Regions from separate parts of the Homo sapiens genome. Here regions 1, 2 and 3 are each linked to region 4. A link is a contact called in ENCODE Hi-C or POLR2A ChIA-PET data. All regions are on one chromosome and are shown on one strand. Each heading gives the region's core, a stretch centred on a gene start or an enhancer-like site at or near the end of the contact. The rest is flanking DNA. Distances are from core to core; before and after follow the strand shown.

Region 1 (2,727 bases), core at 187-2,686, 430 kb before region 4:
AGTTCATGCAATATTTTTAACTAAGGCCAAGGGAAAAAAAATAAATGGCAGAGATATTTCACTTTGAAAGGTAGTTTTTGTGCATGTGAAGTTGCCACTTTTCATAAAGGCTTTTACTACATATATCAATGAGTTTTAAGAGAGACTAGGGTCAATAATGCATGCTTTAGAATTCCCTAAATACAGATTTACACAATAGCCTTAAAATATATTCTGTTCTATCATGTCAACTCCTGTGCACTTCTACCAGCGGAATTTTATTTCTTTAATGTGAAAAACAAAAGGACAGAGGAAAGTAAAGTAAAACAAAGGAAATTAGGGCCCACAAGCTTAATTAGTATAGTGTTGTAACCCAAATCAACAATGGGAAGGACACAGTGACAAAACCCAGGAAATTCCAAGTCGAAAGAGAGGCTCTTTCCTTTAACTCCTTGAGTGCCAGGGCACTTGCTAGCCAGCTCCTTACCCAGGTGCAGGAGGCTACCTGAGTACAACTCACTGTCTTTATTGTTGAACTTCCTGGCTTTTGTTGACTTTCCCTTCTCCTTTCCTCCCTTAATGTACATGAAACATACCTTTGTGTGTGCGTTAATTATAGATAAATGGGCTAAAATTGCCTCTTGGTTTTGTAACCCTCAGAGAAGGGGAAAGAGTACAAAAAAAATTCCTGTCACTGTCATCTGTTCATTTTTAATGAGCAATTTTTAAAAATTGAAAATAAAAGAGGAAAATGAATAGGTGTTGAACCAGCCCGTGATATGTAAATGCCAACTAGTAATTACCTAAAACCTCAATTTTCATTCTGTTTCATCTTGCAAAACATTTCATTTTCCCTGAGTGAAAACACTTAATTTGGGCTGTGCGAGTTAGCGGAGCGGCCGCCCCGGCCTGCGCCTCCGCCGGCTCCGGCTAGGGGGCACTTTGGCTCTGCGCTTCTGCCGCCTGCGGGCTCGTCCACCTCAAGGTTATTCCCCTCTTGCCATTCCAGTGGTTTTACTCCGAGTGTGCAGGCCCCTCCCCCCTACTCCCACTAGTCTGGTTTCGGGGAGCCTGTTCCTCCTTGTCCTTGCAGAGGCGCGTATTGAATTTTGGCTGACCGAGCCTTCCTCTGCATATTAACTTTCCCCTCTTACCTGGCTATTGGGCCCTTGGCGTCCCTGAGTTGCAGTCACACTCTGAGAGCAGCTTTCTGGAAGCTTTCTTTCTCCCTTTGAGGTTGCACACAGAACTGCCTCTAGTTTTTGTTTATTCCTGCTGCTTTTTTAGTCTTTCTTTTCATTTTGGCAGCTGGGGAAATCCTGGATTGAGGCTCACACACATTTGCCCTCCTGCCACACTGAGAATGACAATTCCGACGCTTGCTTTCTTTTGCATACTTGTAGATTTTTCTTCTACTCTGGTTTAGGATATGTCACCTTTTGGATATGTTCGTGGAATGTGGCTTGTGGTTGCCGCTGCTTCCTTCCCTCCCCAGCCTGTTCCCTAGCTAGAAAGAGAGCGTGTAGACTTGAGAAAGAACAGGGAGCCCGGCATTGTGAATGGTAGATCAGAGAGGAGCCTGCATGTAGAAAACCAGAATTATGTTGTCCTAGGACCCTGGATCCGAGAGTGCTCTGCCTGGAATCTCAAGGAACACGGCCTCTTTAGTGAGATATATAGCTTCATAATTAGCCCGTTGCATTTTTTCACGAGTGCTAGCATCAGCGTTCTACGATGTGTTTCTCTGATTAACAGCTGCTTTGCAACTATTTCCCTGTGCCGCCGATGACCATATTTGTCAAGGAACTCCTGACAGAGTACTGATTTCTTACTAAAATGCAGCATTTCTGTTTGAAGAGGGTTCTCTCATTCTTGGCAGTGCCTGGCTTTTTAAGTCAGTCCTTGTTAAAACTCGAGTTGGCTTTGGTCTAACGCTTGTTAACAGGATTCTGGGTATCTACTTTAGTGTATGAACGTAGGAACCTTTCACAGGCAATTTAATCTTCTGAGCAGCGCACGTGGAGCAGTGCGGCGCTGGAATGGGGTTTCGGGCCCGTAGATTATATTGGTCATTTTCTTTTGCCCTCTAGTTGTGATCTCTGTGGGTTAAAAGGACTTGGCTTTGGTTGTTAGTGTCATTAATTTTTGAATATTTTTAATATTTTAAGATGGCTAATGAATGCTCACATCTTAGGAGATAGATGTGTATGTAGTACACAGGAGTGCTGGAATTGGTGGCATTCCAAATAAGTGTCACTGGAGACAATGCATCAGGTTTACATGTCAGGTGCAAAGTGCTAAGGCTCCCTCAAACCCCAGGTTCATTATTAGGCAGGCTCTGTCCTCCTGTCCCCCTCGTGCAGAAAATAAAGTGTGTATTCTGAAGATTACAATGTGCAGGTCTTTTGTAGGAGAGTGGAAAACACATAGGAAGCATCTCTTTGGTGAGGACTGTCAGGAACCTCAGTTCTTCTCACTGGGGATTACTTACCCTACACAATGCATTTAACAGCACATAGTTCATAGTAGATAACCCCTGAGTATACTGTATTCCATTGATTTATACAGTTACAAATCCTGCTCTCTCAAATACAAATCTCTCTCAATTGGCCAGTCATCTTAGATCTAAAGGTGTTTTTCAACCTGAAGTCCCCCCCGCTTTTTTCCAAGTTGCTGACAGTGACTCCAGTGACTCCGGTGTAACCATTGTTATGAGACTGCAAAGACAAGAATTTACTCCTCTTCCTT
Region 2 (2,920 bases), core at 106-2,605, 460 kb before region 4:
TCTGCTTATATGCCAGCCTGTCACTAGCTTATTTCCAAGAAGGATTTAAGCCTGGGGCTTTCTTTACTATTGTGGGGTGGTGTCCTTAGTGGCAGGTGATGAATAGGAACCTGTGTAGTTTACTGGCTTCTGGGCTCCAGAAACTAGATGCCCAGAGAAAATCCTGAGCGTGGGCAGCTGGGGCCCCCTGGTGGTGGAATCTGGTTCTCCACTGCTGCGCGACTTTTCTTCCCAGTCCCCTGACGTTGGGGAGGTGGCAGAAAGAGGAGGTGTTGTGCTCTCTCTTCAGGCCTTTTCTCTGGACTCTACTCTTCCCGTGGATTTTGGGATGGTCCCCAGCCCTTGCTGCTCAGTAGGTGATCGTGGGCCTTCCTGAGCAGAACCAAGCCTTGTTCTTGGAGTGGTGTGACAAGTGAACCCAGAAACAGTCTTCATCTTCCCTGGTGAATTCAGACTCTTTGGGCTACTTTTTACAGGTAGTCCACTGCAAAATACTCTTGTGTCGTGAAAAACCAGTGAGAGATGTGAGAAAGAGGTGCCAGCGTGCATCGTTTGAGAACGGAACATCTTTGGTTTTTTGATGTCCATTGGGTGGCACTGTGATCTTATTTTTGTTTCCATTTTTCTCTGCAGCCAAGCTCTACTCCAGGAAGTGAAAATGTGCTGCCTCGAGAGCCGCTGGTAAGTACCCAAGATATGTGGTATCACTTTCTAGTAATTAAAATGCCACGCGAGTGAAAAGAAACCTTCTGTTCCTATGGTTCTGCGTCAGTAGTGTCCCTTTAAAAGTAGCTGTTACCTAGAGACTGCCTCTGTCAGTGACCTCTGACTTCTCTTCTCGCGTGTGGGGACGAGTGAGATCTCTCCTTAGTAAAGGCTGGTCCTTTCTAGGACTAAAAGCATCCACCCCAGATGGTCCTGCACCACTTTGTTTGTGGCTGATCAATAGTAATTAGTGAGATTCCTGCGCCCGTGGGAGGCTGAGGTGGAGTGAGGTGGCTGGGCTTCTAGATTGTTTGAAGTAGCCGCCCTCTGCTCTGCCCCTCAGGGTGCGAGCGCCTCAGTGGTCTTTAAAGAACAGGTAAGCGATGGAATTCTGGTTTTGCCTGGTCAGTAATTGTGTGATTGTCATTCCCAACGCTGTCTTCTTAGACTATGGATAGGGAAGAGGCCTATTAAGCACTGCAGGTAATTTTCTCTCCCAAGTGCTTTTCATTTGGTGGCCAGAGTCCCAGGCTGCCCACCCCATTTTCATTCTTTTTTGCTTTTCAGGGCCTGCTGTAAGTCCTCTTGGCTGGGTAGTAAGACTGGCTCTGTATAAACCAGATAAGTTTGATGGGAGAGCCAGCTCTAGGTTTAACTTTTCAGAGCTTTTTCTTCCTGCGTAGCGATAGCAGGCGTAGGGCTGTACTGCCAAGGCTTTGTTTCAGCAGGGCCTGTGGTTTCACCTGTTCTGCTTCACTCCCCTTCTGGCAGTCGCGGGAGGAGATGACGTGAGGGACTTAGCGGGTATGAACACGTCTGAATTCCAGTGTGTACGAAGGCTTTCCCAGGCTGAGGGCGAGTTGGATCCAGTTGAGCTGTCTGTAGAAAGGCCGAGGTGATACAAGCACTGCTGGGACTGTTTCAGGGGAGCAGTGTTGTCATTCATGTCACCTGCTGTTACGTCACCAGTTACGGGCTTATATCCCAGCACTCCCACGGTGGCCTCGTTTCACTCTTTTGGTATTGCCCAGTTCCTTCCTTGAGGTCATGGTGGTGGGAAAGCCCAGGAGGCCCCACCTTGCTAGTCTCTCCGGACGTCTGCCTGCTTCCCTGGGGCCTGCCTCAGTGCCCCTCAGGCCGAAGTTGTGGTTGTTTTAGACTGAAGTGCAGATTGAACACCATAGGCCGCTGCAGTCCTTTCCTTCCTCTCTCTTTTCAAATTTTGATGTACCCATTTAACTGGTCATCGGAGGAGTGGCCAGTCCATCTTTTGGGGCTTGATTCGACAAGCTCTTTGGGAGCCCTGAGCAGTTGGCCAGCTCACTGATTTCTGGTATTTGGAGCCCTGCAGACCCCTTGCTCTGCTAGTGTTTCTGTGCCCTGCTCTTCCTGCTGTACTGTGCATCTGCTTGTTGGTTGGTTGTATTTTTATTTCTTTCTTTTCTGGGAGGCCCTGAGCAGTCTTCAAACCCTAGTAGCCTGTGATCGTCCAGAGTTCAGACTCATTCTCTCCAGGCCAACTCCACAATTACCTTATATTTAATTAATATTTTTTCTCCTCTTTACGTACTTGCTGCATAATTGCTCAGAGGAAAGAAAACACATAGCGGCAATTTATATATATATATAAAATAATAATTAAAAAAACCCCCGAAATAAACTCCCATCTCATTTGGGCTGATCCTATGAGTTGGGTAATTAGGGCCCTATTAAAAGGTAGACCCTTTCTCCTTCCCCCACTTTTTTGTTTATTAAATTTTTTATATTAAACTCCCACAGTCTCTCAGTCATGCCCTTATTGCTTTTGGCCAAGCATTTGCAGCAGCCTGATTAAACGGGGGCACCAGCTGAGTCGCGTGGTCTTGTGTGAACTGCTTCTTCCTCCTGGGAGTGGTGTTGGGAGGGTGTCAGGCAGAGGAGCCCGCTGAGGACTCGTGTGGCAGGGCGGGGGCACAAGATGGGCAGCCCCCTTGCACAGAAAGCCCCACAGCTCAGTGTGGTGGTGTTGCGGTTTGTGAAAACACACAGCAGTCAGCCCTTCCACAGGGAGGGAGCTTTCTCAGGCCATGTGTATTTGCTGTCTCCTGCATGCTCAGCTTAGCTCAGCTCAGGCCTGAGGATGGGGAACAGACAATTGAGGAATAAAACTAAACCTTGTTCTTGAGTAATTCACGTGTTTTACTTTGGGAAGAAAAGGCATTTATACATATGAAAT
Region 3 (2,700 bases), core at 142-2,641, 260 kb before region 4:
TAGCCAGCAATCTCCATTCCGAAAGAGCTTCATTTCTTTGTGAATATTTGTAAACTAGATATCTAATGGAAAATTATAGGAAAATTATAGTGAAATTCATGACGGAGAAATCCGATTATCCCTAATTCAATTATGCCATCTTAGCCCACACAGCACATTTCCCATTTTTTTCCCATAAATACCGATGCCAGGGGTCCCGGTAATCAAATAAAATTGAAAATCATCTTCCCATTAAATTCAATTAGCCGCAATTTCTAAAGCCTATCAGAGATTTTAATTACTAAATTATAAAATTCTCCAATGCTAAATTGAAACCAAAAAAATTGCACATCCTTATATTTCAGAGAAAAAGAAAGGCCAGCAAAATCCTTGAAAAATGCCCTCTTCTCTGTGGCCGGCTCCGAAGCAGGCTCCCCACCTGGAAGAGGCCCACCATCACTGCCTACTTGTCCAGCTGGGGATGAAGCCAAGGGGCCAAGGAGGGTCCCTGGCAGGGGAGGGCTGAGGGGGACTGGCTTAACAGAGGGGCAAGCCGCACCTCCAACCCCAGCGAGCTCCTCCAAACTGGCCTTCCTCTCGTGGGCTCTCCTGGCTCCTGAGAAGTCCTCAGCTCTGTCTCATACCAGGAAGCCTCTAACTCCCAGTGTCACCTTCTTGGCCCATGAATTGGGCTCAGGCTTAGGTCACAGCTTGGCCTCAGGGCTCTGTGTGGCTCCAGCACAGCGGACCGGACCGGAGGCAGCCAGCTCTTACCCAAGCACTGGCTCTCCAGCCACTCAGCTCCCCCACCGCTCCCCCACCCATGGCCTGGCCTGGGTTGGGGGTGGGAGCAAGATGGAGCCTGGGGTTGGGGGTGGACAGGTATCACACATGGCTCCATGGCCCAGAGGCTGCTTGCTCCAGGGCGTTCTCAGGGGCCCATGAGGCCTGGCAGGGTACCAGCCTTCGGGGAGAAGAGCTGGGGATCGACATGGCCCAAATCTGGCCTCTCCCTGCACTTCCAGCTCATCCTCCGTTCTCCTTCCCCTCTCCTGGGAAGTCAACGGCCCTGAACTGGCCAGGAGGAACGCCCTTGTGCCCTGGGAGAGGATCACACTTTCCCCCCATTTCCTTTTAGGGAAGTGCTGGCCACAACCCCAAACAGTAGCCCCTCCTCTTCCCCCAACCCCCACATCCCACTTACCCTGCTCTAAAAGGTGCTCTCAGAGTCAGTAGAGCCTGGGGATGTGGCATCGGTGGGGGCATAAAGTGACCCAAGGTCTGAAAGCCAAGGTAGGTTGTTGGGTGGGCAGCTGGCAGCCCTGGCAGATCCAGGACAGTCGGCAGAAGTCTTGCTGGCAGCCCAGCACCCAGGGAGCCGGGAGCAGGTTTAATTTGCCAGGCAGCCAGGAGTGCCAGCAGGGGAGGCACCCGCAAACAAAACAAAAACAAAAAAGTTAATTATCTTTGGCTTTTTCTTAATAAATATCCAAACTGGCCCGGCCGGATCCTCCACTTTGGAGGGAGAGAGAAGGAGGAAAAAACCCCAAACCAAAATCCAACAGACTGATTCTCTTGTGTCTCCCTTCCCCTTTGTCTCACCCTTGTAGGTTTCTCTTATCAGAAGCAGCGACGGTTTCACATTAATTTCCCAGTTTTTGTGAGTTCAAGAGTGTGGCCACAAAAACTTTAAAAAAAAGTTTTGGGGTGGAAACGTGGAGTGTGAGAGAAGAGAGAGGTAGGTGGGAAGAAAAAGGTGAGAAGAAACAGAAGAGAAGCAGAGACAGAGAGAGAGAAAGAGAGACAGGCAGAGAGAGAGAGAGAAACAGAGACAGAGAAAGAGAGAGAGAGACAGAGAGAGAGAGAAAGAGAGACAGAGAGAGAAAGAGAGATAGAGACACACACACACACACACACACACACACACACACACAGAGTATGAAGCAGGGACCTGGGCTAGTTGGGTTGCCCTGTGGGCCTGGCCCAGCCTGTGGCCCCAGCCCGGGCGGGGACCTGTTCTGGAATGTTGGGTTGGCATTTTGTCTCAGTTACAATGATCAGCTGCAGAAGATATGGGATTTCTCATTTTAAGCTCTGAAACCACTTAGGTTTCTCTGGCTACTTCAGTTACCCTGTTGCTGCTGGTTCCTGCTCCAAGCCTCCCTTCTAGGAGCAGGGCTGGGGAGAAGCCAAGGGAGGGGTCCCAGGAGGGGAGGCCCGCTGTCCTTATGGGAGGTGTGAGGTTTTCTATGTGGAGCTGCCAGCGTACTTGGGGAGAAGACACGTGTGCTGCTGCCTGAGTCTAGGTGTTTGGATGGTGTATGTACACGCCTGAGCCTGAACTGTCAGACACACATGATAGGCACATGTGTGTCAGGGGTGGGGTGGGGGTTAGCCAGGACATCAAGCAATCCCTCATGGAGCACCAGCTCTGGAGTCTCAGTACCTGGGTTCACACCGCAGCTCCATCTTCTACAGGCTCTGCTCCCTGAACCCAGGCACTGACCCTCTACCTTCCCAGCATCTTCAGGAAATCATCGTTAGTGGAACCCTAGGTCTGCTGATAGTGGGGGACAGAGAGGGACTGCTAATGAGTACAGGGTTTCTTCCTGGGGGAATGAAAATGTTCTAAAATTAGATAGTGGTGATGATGGTACAACCTTGTGAATATCCTAAAAACCACTGAATTGTACATTTTAAAAAGGTGAATTTTATGGTATA
Region 4 (2,700 bases), core at 144-2,643:
CCAACCCTGCTCACGGCCCACTTCCATTGGGGCTGTTTCCTAGGCCTCTTGTCTGTTTTTCTCCCTAAGTCCCAATTTCTTTCTCGCCCTTTTTCTTTCCACTTTGGATCCAACTAGCAGAAGTAGAGAGTGAGGGCTTCTACGGTCCCAGAGAGTACACATGTGCCCCCCAATGGCACCATTCTTAGGGGCACCAACCATCCCGGTTCCCCAGCAGTGGGGAGGTTCCCCTGATGTGGGATTTTCAGTGCTAAAACTGAGACAGGCCCAGGCAAACCGAGACAGTGGTTTCTCGTACCGCGCCTGAGTCTCACAGCCATCCCGTAGGGTGGCACCATTCTCCCGTTTCACAGACCAGGGCCCAAGGTGATGGCGTGGGCAAGGCACCTTCCCCAAAACCCCTCTGCAGCCAGTGCCACCCCACCCAGGTGCTCTCTCAAGTCTCTCTACTTTCTCCAAATGCCCCTTTGCCTTTGCGTCAGACTTGGCCAGGGAGGTTGTGGCACCGGACAGAGTCACAGACCAGCAGAGGGTCCCTCGGAGACCATCAGACCCCCTCTCCTACCCAATACAGAATGAGGAGACTGGAGCCAGAGTGGACTGACTCATCTTGACAGCTCCCCAACTCAAGGCTACCCACCTCTTCTCCCCAGGGGCAAAGAAGGGCTTCCAGAAGCAGAAAGGAGTGGGTGGGGCCAGGAAAAGGCCCGCCACCACCATGCAGCCTCCCCAGTTGCCCAGCTCGGCTGTTCCTTGGCCCCAGAGAGCCCATGTTGGCAGCAGGCTCGGGCTGCCCACAGGGAGCCCCTCGGGTCAGCCCTGTGATGGCCTTGCTTTTAGGGGGTGCTGCCTTCCCTTGGGGAGCAAAGTGGAAGAAATGGAGGAGATGTCCACAAGGTCTGGCAGAATGAGGAGGATGCGGCAATTCCTCAACAACACCACCAAAGCTGCACCATGGTGCCCCAGCCCATCTCCCCTGCTGAACCAGGAAGAAGACAGAGAGGCCCCCAGAGGCCAGGCTGTAAGAAGGAGGGAAGCAATTCTGCTAAAAGAAGGAAGGGAAGGCCAGGTGCAGTGGCTCATGCCTGGAATCTCAGCACTTTGGGAGGCTGAGGCGGGTGGATCACCTGAGCTCAGGAGTTCCAGACCAGCCTGGGCAACATGGTGAAACCCCATCTTTACCGAAAATACAAAAAATAAAAAATAAAAAAATTAGCCAGGAGTGGTGGCAGGCGCCTGTAGTCCCAGCTACTCAGGAGGCTGAGGCACGAGGTTCGCTTCAACCTGGGAGGCGGAAGTTGCAGTGAACTGAGATTGTCCCACTCACTCCAGCCTGGGCGACTCTGGCCAGAGTGAGACTCTGTCTCCAAGAAAAAAAAAGAAAGGAAGGGAAGACGTGACAAGTACGCAGCCAAAACGCACCGTGCCCTTTAAGTCGCCAGGAGGAGGCTATATTTAGGGCCCGTGGACATTCCGCAGGAGCTCGGGCAGCCTTCACTGGGAGCAATCGCTAATCACTGCATTGAGTTTACGGGTGCCCCTGGGCACACTTAACCCAGGGCAATGAATAGTTATTGCGCGGCCTCCCGCTCGGGGCCTGTGGGCACACTTAAGCGAGCTCGCAGATCGCTGCGAGCAGGGCACGGCTCGGGTACACCCTTGGGCACCCTGCGCCATCAGCGGGGAGAGGCAGAGTATTAAATATCTATGTGCCCTGTGCCCACAGCTGCATTTAGCCAAGGGCAAGGCCGGTGAAACGGCTTTAATTAAAACTTAATGCAAGTTCAAGGTGCAGCCACGGAAGTGGCGGCTGCAGAAGTCACCAGGAATGAATCAGTCAATTCGATGAGGTTCTCAGATGGGGGAAGGGGCTGGAGGGGAGGCGGGGGCAGCAGAGACCTGCCTCTGCTCCTTGTGTGCTGCCTACCTCTGTGCGACTCTGTTTACGGATGCAGAGCCCCCCCCACCCACCTGCTCCCACACCTCGGTCAGTGAAGGATGCCAGGGACTGGGGCATTGGGGCATCTGGGCTTCAAGGGCAGGACGATGGAGACCAAGCGGCGCCCGAGTGAGGAGTCGTTTCTGCTTTTCTCAGCAATTCGGCCCAGGCCCACTGTCGTGTGAGGACAGCAACACCGTCCCCCTAGCGGCGGCTTCCAGAATCACAGGCTCAGTGCAAAGGGAGCAGTAACCAGCCCCGGGATGTCAAACAGGTGCCCTGGCAGCCCTGCTTGGGGATCCCGGGGCGGGGCCGGCCCCGCAATTCTTAGGTGCACCAACACTGGCTTTGGCGTGGCCACTCTGAGCCCTTAATAAAGGTAGGTGGGCAGAGGAAGCCCCTCCCGCTCAGCCCCTGCTCCTTCAGGTTAAGAAGCAAAGGAACTTTAGAGAGTCCAACATGGCAGTGAGCCGGGCTCAGAGCGGAGATGAGCCCAGGTCTTCTGAGCTGGGCTGGTGCAGGGGCCCTTCCCACCACAGCACACTCATTTTTGAAGCTCAGATCAGATGAGAAGAAAGCGATAAGCTCTTCCTGGGGCAAGTCATGCCTTGGTCGTATCTGTTCCCTCAGCAGCAGCACAGGGCTGGGCATACAATAGATGCTCAATAAATGCTTGTTGGGGCCAGGCGCGGCAGCTCACGCCTGTAATCCTAGCATTTTGGGAGGCCAAGGCAGGTGGATCGGTTGAGGTCAGGAGTTCG

What was found. A loop is a pair of places that touch in the nucleus more often than their neighbours do. ChIA-PET counts read pairs that join two places held with the same protein, here RNA polymerase II (POLR2A). Pooled maps may share reads with other maps.
Region 1: a loop to region 4 is called in a map of endothelial cell of umbilical vein, with 4 times the contacts of the local background. The contact joins two enhancer-like sites. A Hi-C loop is called at or near these places in 1 of 168 maps with a recorded cell type or tissue (endothelial cell of umbilical vein) and 1 of 50 pooled maps. POLR2A ChIA-PET finds 5 or more read pairs at or near these places in 4 of 52 experiments (A673, AG04450, H1 and 1 more).
Region 2: a map with no recorded cell type shows a loop between it and region 4 (9-fold over the local background). The contact joins two enhancer-like sites. A Hi-C loop is called at or near these places in 3 of 168 maps with a recorded cell type or tissue (HCT116, endothelial cell of umbilical vein and heart right ventricle), 1 of 37 single-sample maps with no recorded cell type and 15 of 50 pooled maps. POLR2A ChIA-PET finds 5 or more read pairs at or near these places in 7 of 52 experiments (HEK293T, PC-9, WTC11 and 4 more).
Region 3: a map of heart right ventricle shows a loop between it and region 4 (4-fold over the local background). The contact joins two enhancer-like sites. A Hi-C loop is called at or near these places in 1 of 168 maps with a recorded cell type or tissue (heart right ventricle), 10 of 37 single-sample maps with no recorded cell type and 10 of 50 pooled maps.

What each region holds. Positions count from the first base shown.
Region 1 is chr1:10,529,540-10,532,266 of GRCh38, forward strand. All of the region lies in intron 2 of PEX14 (peroxisomal biogenesis factor 14), which reads left to right. Among named protein-coding and RNA genes, the nearest start is that of PEX14, 56 kb to the left of the region's middle. Within about 2 kb of position 1,437, at least 8 of the 41 ENCODE cell types and tissues checked have a DNase peak (open chromatin) inside an H3K27ac peak, as active enhancers do.
Region 2 is chr1:10,494,641-10,497,560 of GRCh38, forward strand. It overlaps PEX14 (peroxisomal biogenesis factor 14), which reads left to right. Exons shown (of 9, transcript NM_004565.3): 2 at 634-681. Among named protein-coding and RNA genes, the nearest start is that of PEX14, 21 kb to the left of the region's middle. RefSeq lists a silencer at 32-326 and an enhancer at 789-848. Within about 2 kb of position 1,356, at least 20 of the 41 ENCODE cell types and tissues checked have a DNase peak (open chromatin) inside an H3K27ac peak, as active enhancers do.
Region 3 is chr1:10,698,205-10,700,904 of GRCh38, forward strand. All of the region lies in intron 3 of CASZ1 (castor zinc finger 1), which reads right to left. Among named protein-coding and RNA genes, the nearest start is that of CASZ1, 97 kb to the right of the region's middle. Within about 2 kb of position 1,392, at least 5 of the 41 ENCODE cell types and tissues checked have a DNase peak (open chromatin) inside an H3K27ac peak, as active enhancers do.
Region 4 is chr1:10,959,043-10,961,742 of GRCh38, forward strand. All of the region lies in intron 5 of CIROZ (ciliated left-right organizer protein containing ZP-N domains), which reads right to left. Among named protein-coding and RNA genes, the nearest start is that of CIROZ, 22 kb to the right of the region's middle. RefSeq lists enhancers at 1-188, 958-1,727 and a silencer at 2,030-2,324. Within about 2 kb of position 1,394, at least 2 of the 41 ENCODE cell types and tissues checked have a DNase peak (open chromatin) inside an H3K27ac peak, as active enhancers do.